Linked DNA regions of Homo sapiens: region 2 is linked to region 1. Evidence: chromatin loops called from intact Hi-C (ENCODE). Cell type or tissue: MCF 10A. All regions are shown on one strand. Each heading gives the region's core, and the rest is flanking DNA. Links, peaks and the distances in the headings are about the cores only. Region 1 has its middle 56 kb from the start of LINC01581. Region 2 has its middle 13 kb from the start of LINC02852.

Region 1 (5,392 bases), core at 159-5,158:
CTGCATGACTATGTGCAAAGTACAAAATGGAAAATCATGAAACCCCAAAGAAGAACTTGACGTCAGGGCAGATCTGAATTCAAATCCCTGCTCTTCCCCCTGGATTCATCATGTCTTTTTCCAGCCTTCCTTTTCTCATCTGTAGAATGGATGTGCTAATGTACTCACTTTTTAGAGTTGTGAGATAATTAAGCACTTAACATAATACATGTTAAGTGTATTAATATGTGTGTGGCACATAGTGAAAGTCCAATGTATGTTCGTTTTTTGTCAATTTTTAGTTCATAATTTGGAAATTAGCCATGACAATGATATTTCTGGTTGTTTTAAGGCATGAAATAAACATGTAAAATATCTTTTTGGGCTATTGCATTGATATTGGTCACAAGATGGATTGATGTAGATCACAAGACCAAACTGGGTTAAAAAAAAAATCTAATATGAGCCTGCTTTTTGTTTGTAAGTATATGGAAGAAATAGTGCCCAGAATAAAATCGGAACAAGGTGGAGGAAGGATTCATTCACACAAAACATTGCAACATTATTTAAAGTGAATCTCGGAGGCAGTGGGTTTTTTTTTTTATTTTAGTATTTTTGTGTGGGTGTGAGACGGGGTATCGCTCTGTTGCCCAGGCTGGAGTGCAGTGGCACTATCTTGGCTCACTGCAACCTCCACCTCCTGGGTTCAAGCAATTCTCCTGCCTCAGCCTCCCGAGTAGTTGGGATAACAGGCACGTCCCACCACACCAGCTAATTTTTGTATTTTTAGTAGAGACGGGGTTTCACTATGTTGGCCAGGCTGGTCTCGAACTCCTGACCTCAGGGGATGCGCCCACCTCAACCTCCCAAAGTCCTACTGAAAGGCGAAGACAGCTGGACCTCCTGGATCCAGTGGGGACTTGGGGAACTTTTCTGTCTTACAAGAGGTTTATAAATTCACCAATCAGTGCTCTGCAAAAATGCACCAACCAGCACTCTGTAGCTAGCTAGAGGTTTGTAAAATGGACCAATTGGCACTTTGTAAAATGGACCAATCAGCGCTCTGTAAAATGGACCAATCAGCAGGACATGGGGGGAGGACAAATAAGGGAATAAAAGCTGGCCACCCCAACCAGCAGCGGCAACGTGGTAGGGTCCTCTTCCTTGCTGGGGAAGCTTTATTCTTTCACTCTTCATAATAAATCTTACTGCTGCTCACTCTTTGGGTCCCTGCCACGTTGAAGAGCTGTAACACTCACCAGCAAGGTTCGCGGTTTCATTCTTGAAGTCAGTAAGACCACGAACCTACTGGAAGGAACCAAATCCGGACACACTGGGATTACAGGCATGGAGGAACCAACTCCGGACACAACGGGATTACAGGCGTGAGCCACGCCAGGACGAGGCAGTGGTTCTTACACTGTAGTATGCGTTGACTAAATAAATGGTCTCTTAAAATACAGATTGCTACCCTGCCCCCCCCCCCGCCCCCCAGCCACCACTCCCAAACTCCCCAGCCATTTCTGCATTTATGGTTTTGGGTGAGTCCTAAAAATTTGCCTTTACCATAAAAGGTTGATATGGCTGGCCTTGGGACCACATTTTGTAAATCACTGCAATGGCAGTAATTCTAAGCCTTGGTTGCGTCTTGAAAGCTGGAGAACTTTCAAAGATGCTCATGCCTGGGCTACATCCACAGAAGTTCTGGTTTCATTGGTCTGGGGTGGGGTCTGTTTATGAGGAGTTTCAAGAGCTTTCCGGGTGACCTAAATGTGTACAAGTTAAAGATAACTTACCTAGGATATATCAGAAGTAGTGTATTTTAGAAAAGAGCCATTCGATTATGAATTTAATAAATATGAATTGAGTACCTACCATCATTCCAGCCCTGTGCTATGTAATGGGAAAACAGATATAAATAAGAACGAAAGAGGAAGATTGCCACATTGATAGCTGCTAGAGTGACAGCCTGCCAATGAGCTTGTGCACAGAAGGCTGCTAAGATGGTTGGGATGTATGTGGAAGGCTGTGAAGTTCAAGTGAGAGAAGGTTTCACTAAGGAACTTGAACTGAGTTTTGAGGGATGAGTGAGCATGATGTTTTATGAGCAGAGAATAGGGGAAGGACATTTCAGAGAGAAGGCAGCCATAAGTGAAGGCCCGGAGTTGGGAATGGACACAGTATGTGTTCACGGGCTGCAGCCTGGTGTAGTGGTGCAGAACAGGGTAGGAGAAACAGGCTAAGATAGATTTCCATGCTTAGACTTATCCTATGGGATTTGACGGGGTATTTGAGGGTTTTAGGAGGAAAGTGATAGAAATAGATTTCATCAAGTACATCAAGAGGTAGGAAGATCTACCTGAGAAACATTCTCCAGATAAATGGGCACATAGAATAATCAGGACACCAGCTTCCCCCCGCCTTTAGCTAATCCGTCAACGTCTGATTAGAAGTGCAAGGAAAAGGGGGACGCATTTCTTTTCACTGCAAGTAGAGCTGTTTCAGACTTTGGGAATCTTGGGAGAAAAAGAGTAAATGCGGAGAGAGAAGACATCAGAGAGGAGAAGAAGGAGAAGGAAAGCGCAACAGAAATGACACTGTGATTCAAATCAGTTCAGAAACAGCAAATACAAATAAAAGAAGTGAAAAAAATTTCTCCAACTGCCCCTGATCCTCTGAAACCCTTTCCCAGTGAGGCCAAAGGCCACATACAGTAGCCTGCACTGCCCCCTGCAGGTAGAATACAGAAACGGCAATGATTGAATCTGGATTTTATTCTCAGCTTCGGAGAAAGCAGAGGTAACAAGAATGTGCCTTGTGTATCATCAATCTGCCCTCCAGCTAGGCCTGCGTATTACTTCTTTACTGTTTACGTTTAAGCCTAGTTTTTTTAATTACCATTTTTTTGTTTACATGTAAGCCTAGTTTTCTACTTACCATTTTTGTTGTTTACATTTAAGCCTAGTTTTTAATTACCATTTTTGTTGTTTACATTTAAGCCTAGTTTTTTAATTACCATTTTTTCACGGCTCTTTAAAAACACTTTTTTCCTCACATTTTACATCTGAAATTAGAATGTGTCTTGGAATCAGTTTAATTGACAAGTTTTTTTGTCTTTTCTTTATGATACATGACAGAGCATCTCACAACTGATGGCATCTTAGATTTGGCAATATTTATTTTGCATATGTCAAAGGTATGGCCTGGTGGAAGAGGAATGATGTTTTTGAGTAAGATACATCTGCTGTCACCTTGACTCTGATATCCCTTCTTACCTAAATTTTGGCTCTCCATTACTTACCAGCAATTTGATTTTCAGCAAGTTAATTATCTCTCTGAGTCTTGATTTCTTCGTCTTTAATGCTACTTACAAGATTTTGTACGAGTTAAATGAAATTCCATCTAAAGTCCTTGAACAGGCCTCACCTAGCCCATTAAAGTACCCAATAAATGACAGTTATTTCCAAATTTAAGTCTCAAAAAACAGATAGCTGTCCTGCTACTAACTGAGCGAAAAGCATTCAGACAAAACTACCCGCTCTTCATCCGAACCTGCTGTTGTATCCCAAATGCAATCTGTGTGGATTAATCCTTGGAATTTATGAGAGCTACTGCTGAGAGGCTTGCTTTATGTTGATCACAAAAGGCATGAGGGTTCAGATGAAGTCTGTGGGGGCATTTATTTTAAATGCACCTATTTGGATGCTTAAAGTCTTAAGCAGAACCCAGCTATCTTTGCCCACTATAATTCAAAGCCTCCTGTCTCCAAACGGTGTTAATTTTTTTTCCTGTGCCCTTAAAACTCTCCAGCTTGGTTTCTGCTTTATTCTGATAAACCTGGAAGTGCAGGGCCAAGCCTTTTAAGTAAAACTGCTTTTCCGGTATTTAAGGCGGTTGAACATAAATGAAATAGAAAATGACAATGATAACAGGTAATGCTATCGCTGCCTGCTGGATGCTGTTTGTAGCTCTCCCTAGCAATCACAGGATAAAATAAAGCCCATGTTGAAGGGCAGTTTCTCTAATTGCTGCCAAGGGATATGAGCAGCGTGGACTTGAAGCCTCTGTTAGCTCTGCAGGGGGCAGCTCTCAGGAGCACCTGGATGAAAATGGGGCTTATAAAGATGTTCCGAAGCAAGCTTTCATGTTTGCCAAGTGGCTGCCCCTTGAACTCCCTAATATTCCTTTTTTTTCCTTAAGTGATATGAAATCATACAGTTCAAGTTCTTAGCGTGAGTCCCAAGGAGAGAGAAGGAGCAATAGAAAGAGGAGGAAATCAAAGCTTTTCGTGGTGGCTGCTGCACGCTTTCTTGGTAGCATCATTGCATTTCTGAGGTTTATGGTGAGACAAGGAGCTGAAGGGGCACAGAAGGAGGTCTTCACATGCTTGTTCTGCCCAGGCCCTGCCCCTCTATGCCAATCTGCTTCAATTGCTGGGCATTCAAGCATTTTACACGACAACAACTCTGTTAAGTAGGTATTCAGTTTATTTTATACATAGGGGTTCCAGATAGATTAAGAAGCTTACTAGTATGTGATAAAGTAATGGTTTTAATCCAGGTTGATGTGACAACATTGCCTGTGTTTTTTCCCATGAAACAGTATAGCCTCCCAACGTTCCTTCACCCCAAGCAGAAACTACACCTGAATTCACATTCATCTACTCTGACAGATCTTGCACATGTAGTATTATGTCTATACTACGCATGTATTGGATATGTGAACATCTGCTTATTTATTTATGCTTCAAAACAGCCTGATGAGATAAAAACCATTGGGATCATTTATAAATGAGAAATAATAGGCCTCATTTATAAATGAGAAATCACAGGGCTTATATATAATATGTGTGTATATATACATGTACATATATACATACATATATATACATGTATATATACATATATATACATGTACATATATACATACATATATATACATGTATATATACATATATACATACATATATACATATATATACATGTATATATACACATATATATACATGTATATATACATATATACATACATATATACATATATACATACATATATACATACATATATACACATACATATATATATATCCGTGGGTTTAGCTCTCTGAATGTTTTCGTCACCGTTATAACAACTATAAAACTGGTTAAAGCACTCCATGAGCTTTTAATCTAACAGGTCTCCAGGGTCTTGTGTTATTCAGGCTCTGTTATCTTTCTGTTATGATAATGAAAGAATAGAAACAGCAGGAAAATGTATTTAATACACACACACACACACACACACACACAAACACATGGATATGTACACCCAGGGCAAAAGGCAGTCAGGGGCAGGTGAGGCTTGTTATGTTTTGTTTGATCTATTGCAGAAAAACCAAAGCCAAATTGCTCTGGGATTTCCTCTTTCTTGGATT
Region 2 (5,392 bases), core at 69-5,068, 410 kb before region 1:
CATGCAAAGAAGACTTTGAATTTTATAAGCAAGAGACCCACATGATCAGAATTGCATCAGGACTTTTAAAAAAGAATAGAAAGAAGGGGTATGAATTTGAGCAACAAGAATTTGGGAGTGTGATAATGGTTTTATTTGGCGTTTAACAGTCAGGCACATAGAAATCAACATATATATCCAATCATTGTGACTGGGATTAACATTCGGGTCCATGGTTATGTGGGATAAATAAGGGATTCAGAGAGGAAGAGAGAGAAGACAGAAACAACGTCTTTCCATGAAACAAGAAAAGAACCATTTTTTAACTTAAATTACCTAGCAGGGTTTAAAATACCACACATAGAATAATCTCACAACGGTCACTGGGTTAGAAATGCCATTTTTCCCATTAATTGGAGAACTGTAGCTTGGAGTCAGAAGATTTGGGCCCAAGTCTTGCTTTTATCTCTTCCTAGCTGTGAAACATTAGGCAAAGTACCTTGCCTCTCTGAGCCCAGAACACATGGCCTCTCTGCAATCATAACGAGTACTCTGCCAGCTTACCAGAGTAATTTAAATAATTTACTGAGAAAGGAAGGATATATCACGGTGCTCTGTAAAATAGAGACGCACAGATGTAAGGTGCTATTAATATAAAACTATATTTATTAACATGATTCTGGCTAAATTCACTTTTTCTCTTTTAAAAAATAGTTGAATGTCCAAACACTCTGCTTTTTCTGCACAGTGCCTCCACAGGCTTCATTTTTATTTGTGAAACCAGGTGGTTTTTGCCAATGAGTCCATGAAATGTCGTATTTATCATGATACCAAGAAAGGAAAAAAAGATTGGCACACAAGAAATGTGCTAAGGCTTGAGTCACACAGGCTTGAGCTCACATCCCAGGTCAGCAACTTAAAAGCTGCATGGCCTTGAGTATTTTACTTAAACTCTCCGTGTGCCTGTTATCTTAAAAGGAAAGGAAGAGAATGATACTCTTTGCTTTATTTTTGAGATTGTATACTATGTAAGCAAAACTGGGACAAAGAGTGTGGAATTGACCAAACTCCATTTAGATACAAATATCAGAAACCAAATTCAAGCTGGTTGAAGGGAATTTGTTGCCTCTGGTAACATTATTTTTCATATATAAACACATTTTCGTCTACATCTATTTTTATCTGTAGGTAGATAGGTGAAAGAGAAGTAAATACAAAGATGGAAAGAGAGGTAAATATATAGATAGTTAATAAATAAGTAAGTAGTTAGAAAGAAAGGTAGATGTAAAGATAGATCAATTGATCAATGGAACATATCTTGGATCCTATGCCCATTGCTGTGACCAAGAAGAGGTCTGTGCTGTGAGGGTCCCACTCAGTCATAAAGATTATGGGAAGAGCCAATTCTCCCAAAGAGGAAAAAGTATTGGACAGACAAAAACAATCCAAATCCACTACATTTCATCACAAGGCAACCTAGCACCCAGGTATTGCCATTTTGCTTTATACTCTTTTAAAGTTATTATCTTGCCTGATACAGACAACTACAACACGCTCCCCTCCTTTCCAAAGGGAGACCACGCAAAGGTATGTCTGCATACTTCATCTTGCTCAGAGTCCAAGCTCTCTGGGTGGTATGCATTCTTCTTTGTTAGGGCCAAATACAGAAGCCTCTACTCTGGTGATCTGGGATAACTACAAATAAAATCTCTCCTTGGAAAAGTTCCCCTTTTCCCAAGATCATCAGAGCACAGGGCAGCACTGTATGAGAGAGCTTTCAAAGGCTTACTTCTGGGGCCTGAAGAGGCGGTTCTTCATCAGCCAATTGCTTGCACCTGGATCACAGGGACGCCCACACTTAACCACCTTGTTCGGTGAACACACCTGATTCTGAGAAGGGTGACCAGAATCATTCCCCTTTGTGGGGGCTGAATCTATTAGCACTCACCTTCATTTAGTTAAGTCACCAGGACTGGATGATGGCTTTAGAAATGGAGGAGTCACAAGTCCTGGTCTGCCAGGCTAGGACTTTCTCTCGAAACACACTGCCTTCATAGACAGTCGCTCTGCTGGAATTCTGAAATCTTGTCATAAATTAGTTAATAAAGTCATTGCTTTAAGCCTCACGTAAGTTATTTGAAACCTAGTCGTGCCCCATCACCTTTGGCCTAGTTCAACGTTGCCCTCTAGTGGCTGAGTGTGACACCTCCCGGTTGTTCCTCATCTCACCAACCCCAAATCCAAGGCATCCTACAGCTGCTATTCATGATAAAACCCAATGGTCAATGTAAGAGTCATGTGACTCTTTGCACGTGTTTTCTTTAAGTTAGCCAATCCACACCTGCCAGGAAAAGGCCTACAAGACATCCACGGACCTTAATAAAGGCCTAGTCCCACAGGTCTCCTCTCTCCTGAGCGCCTCACCCCTGGTCGCACTCCCTGCTGCTTTCGGACATTCCGTGGGCCTCCTCAACCTCTCTGGGATTTGTAAGTAATACATTTCTTCTGCTTCATGCATTTTGGTTTTCCTGCCTCGTCGTATCTCACTTGAGTAACACACCAAAACCTAACTTTCTCCCTTCACTTAGGACTTTTCTTGAGAGTGACTGTATCAGCTATGGCCACTCTCAACAAAGAGATCTCAGGACCAGGTTAGAAAGAAATCATAACCACACAAAGTCTGTATGCTCTGATAACTAACACCAAAACTCGTGTTGAATTGTTTGACTTGTATAAGAAGCCCGTCTTTGCTCATTTGTCTCAGCAATAGAATAGATGTTCTGCCCATTCCAATAGCCTTAGGCTTACTGACTTCTTTCTTGGCTTGGCTTAGAGCAGTTTAAAATGTTATGTTTGCAGAGGTGAGGCAGGGCTGGTTGGCCCCTCACCCTTTCTTTGCTCTCTCTCCTCTCCCTGGCTGTATCCAGAGGACGGCACAGTATGGTCAGGGAATACCTACTAGCAGATAACATTGGGTAAATACGTGAAAATCAGGCTTCCCCAGATGGATTTGTAGTGTGTCATCTTGGTGTAGGGTAAATGCACCTGATAGCAATAACTTAAGCATACCCTTAGAACGACCCTGTTTGGCAGACGCACCTGAGTGTGTGTTTTAAGATAGGGAATCCAAAAATAGCAAACTCAGAACTTCATCGTCTGTCTATGAGGAACATCTGAGCCCCTGACCCATTCTGTGGAACATGGGCAGTACAGAGGTTTGAGGGCCCTGAGTGTTGTGTTAAATGAAGGTTGCCAGTGGAGGTCATTAGGGGAAGGGTGTTAAGTTAAAAATGCTCTACAAGATGCATGCTGCTTGCAAGTGGTTACAGTTTTCCTGCCCAGCCTGGGCCATGCAAATATGTTATCCAGCCCAATGCCACTGGGCCATTTCTGTGCATAAGGCGGTTCTTCTGACCAGTCCACCGCCACAGGACCCTCTCCCCTGTATGTAAGCTCCTAATAAAACCCCATGTCTCATTTGCTGGCTCTGGGTCTCCTCATAGGTCTCTTAAAACTGGTGCCTTCTCTGTTGTGGTTAATAGGAGTTCAGCACAACACTTGGCTAGGCTGAACATATTTCTTAGAATTCTACGACTTACATGTTTCCACTTAAGATGAACCTATTTATTGAGAAGTAGTTATAGATAGGTAGATAGACACATTGAGCTCAAATGGTTACTAAACCAGCAAGCCATAGGGAGAATCAGTAGAAACCAAGGATTATATGGTTGTTGTCTATAAACGAAGATGGTTTATCTAATGCTTTGGCCAGTAACTGGCTTCAAGATCTATGTATTAAGTTGATATTAACTATATAGTTATATGTAATGGTTTTATATATATATAGTTATCCATATAGTTATATAACTATATAGTTATCTATATATCTATGTATATCTATATAACTAGTTATATCTATATGTAGTTATATAACTATATGGTTATATCTATAATTATAGTTATATCTATATATAATGGATCTATATATCTATTGATAACTAACTTATAACTATATATCATATAGATATAACCATATATTATATTTATATGTATTTATAGCTATTTTATAGATATACACACATACATATAACTATGAGATATCTATCTATCTTTATCTTAGTGGTTCTACTTCCAATTGAACTTTGGTTCACTCTTCTGTTTTCTCTATTTGACCATCTTTAACTCTGGGTGGAAGTGTTGAGTTTTGAAATTTCACACAGTGCTAGATTATTTGACCCTCATTTATCTTGTTGCTGTTTGTGAAAGAATGAGCTTCAGTTGTAATTCAGGATCCAGTACCCCTTCTTCTCTCAGAGAAGCTGGCAGGTATGATTCCTCCATGCACCTGGAGAAGGTAGCCATTGTTAGCCATAGTTGTATTTCCTTCCAGATTATCTGCTTCTTTGAATTCTACCATTCCAGTATGTTAGTACCAAGGCAACAATATCTGAATTTGGGTACAAGTGATTATTCTCAACAAGTAAGATGAGAAACTCGCAGTTAAGAGCTTTCCACCATTTCTGCTAGTGGTGATAATATGTGAGTAATGAGAAACTCTAGTTACTCCAGTAGATTTGTCCTTTTACCATCAGCACTCCCACCATAAGTAGTTTTTGATGCTCAACTCAACCAAGTTCACAACCATATTGAGTAGATTTATTGCTGACCACTGAACAGACCACTTTGTAATGAGTTGGCTTTTGATCCTCTCTCTGACCAGTTGGAACATGATTGGTCTTATTAGGTGTGTAAACCAGCCCAATTTAGTGTTGAGACAAGATATTCAACTGGTTGTTTTGACAGTTTTGTTTTCTACTGTACCAGCCATGTTCTCAAATCCCTATTATGTCTGCTGCTTGAGGTATTTATAGTTAATGATATTGAGCTCAAATGGCTACTAAACCAGCAAGCTATAGTGGGAATCAGTAGAAATCCAGGATTATATGATTGTTGTCTATAAATAAAGATGGTTTATCTCATACTTTGGCCAGTAACTGGCTTCAAGACCAGTATTAAGTTAAACTGCATAAAACTGACACTTTTGTAAGTAAAAAAATAATATATTGGCAATCTAATATGTTAACCTAATAGAAAGTCCTTTAACCCAGGGTCTACCATTTGAATATTTTTATAAGGAGATACAAGAAGAAAACAACCAAAAAAAAAAAAACCTCAGAATGTCTTTAGATAAAATAATTATGTGTCACAAAAGCCTCTTTACGATCAGACAGGTAATTTAGGGTGGATACAGAAAAAACAAAACCCAAAACCTTTTATTCCCAGAGGTCAGGGCTCTCCATAAGAAAATTAAGAAAGTGTTTATTCCAGATTTTCAATAAATCAATTTAACCTCAACATTAGTCTTATTTCTTGAAAATCACCTTCTTGACTATAAAGCGTGTTCTCATCATAT

Evidence for each region. Hi-C counts contacts between places; a loop is a spot of excess contacts. Peaks named below come from ENCODE experiments on the same cell type or tissue, not always from the same donor. Only the 100,000 strongest peaks of a DNase experiment are listed, where the experiment ranks them.
Region 2: it touches region 1 in a loop (12-fold over the local background); 8 of 110 quality-filtered maps call a loop at or near these places.

Annotation. Positions count from the first base shown.
Region 1 is chr15:94,161,727-94,167,118 of GRCh38, reverse strand. No RefSeq gene overlaps it. Among named protein-coding and RNA genes, the nearest start is that of LINC01581, 56 kb to the right of the region's middle. In MCF 10A, for the core only: a CTCF peak has its summit at 2,710 (motif pointing left); a DNase peak (open chromatin) is centred at 2,708.
Region 2 is chr15:94,573,901-94,579,292 of GRCh38, reverse strand. No RefSeq gene overlaps it. Among named protein-coding and RNA genes, the nearest start is that of LINC02852, 13 kb to the left of the region's middle. RefSeq lists an enhancer at 2,180-2,259. In MCF 10A, for the core only: a CTCF peak has its summit at 2,144 (motif pointing left); a DNase peak (open chromatin) is centred at 2,162.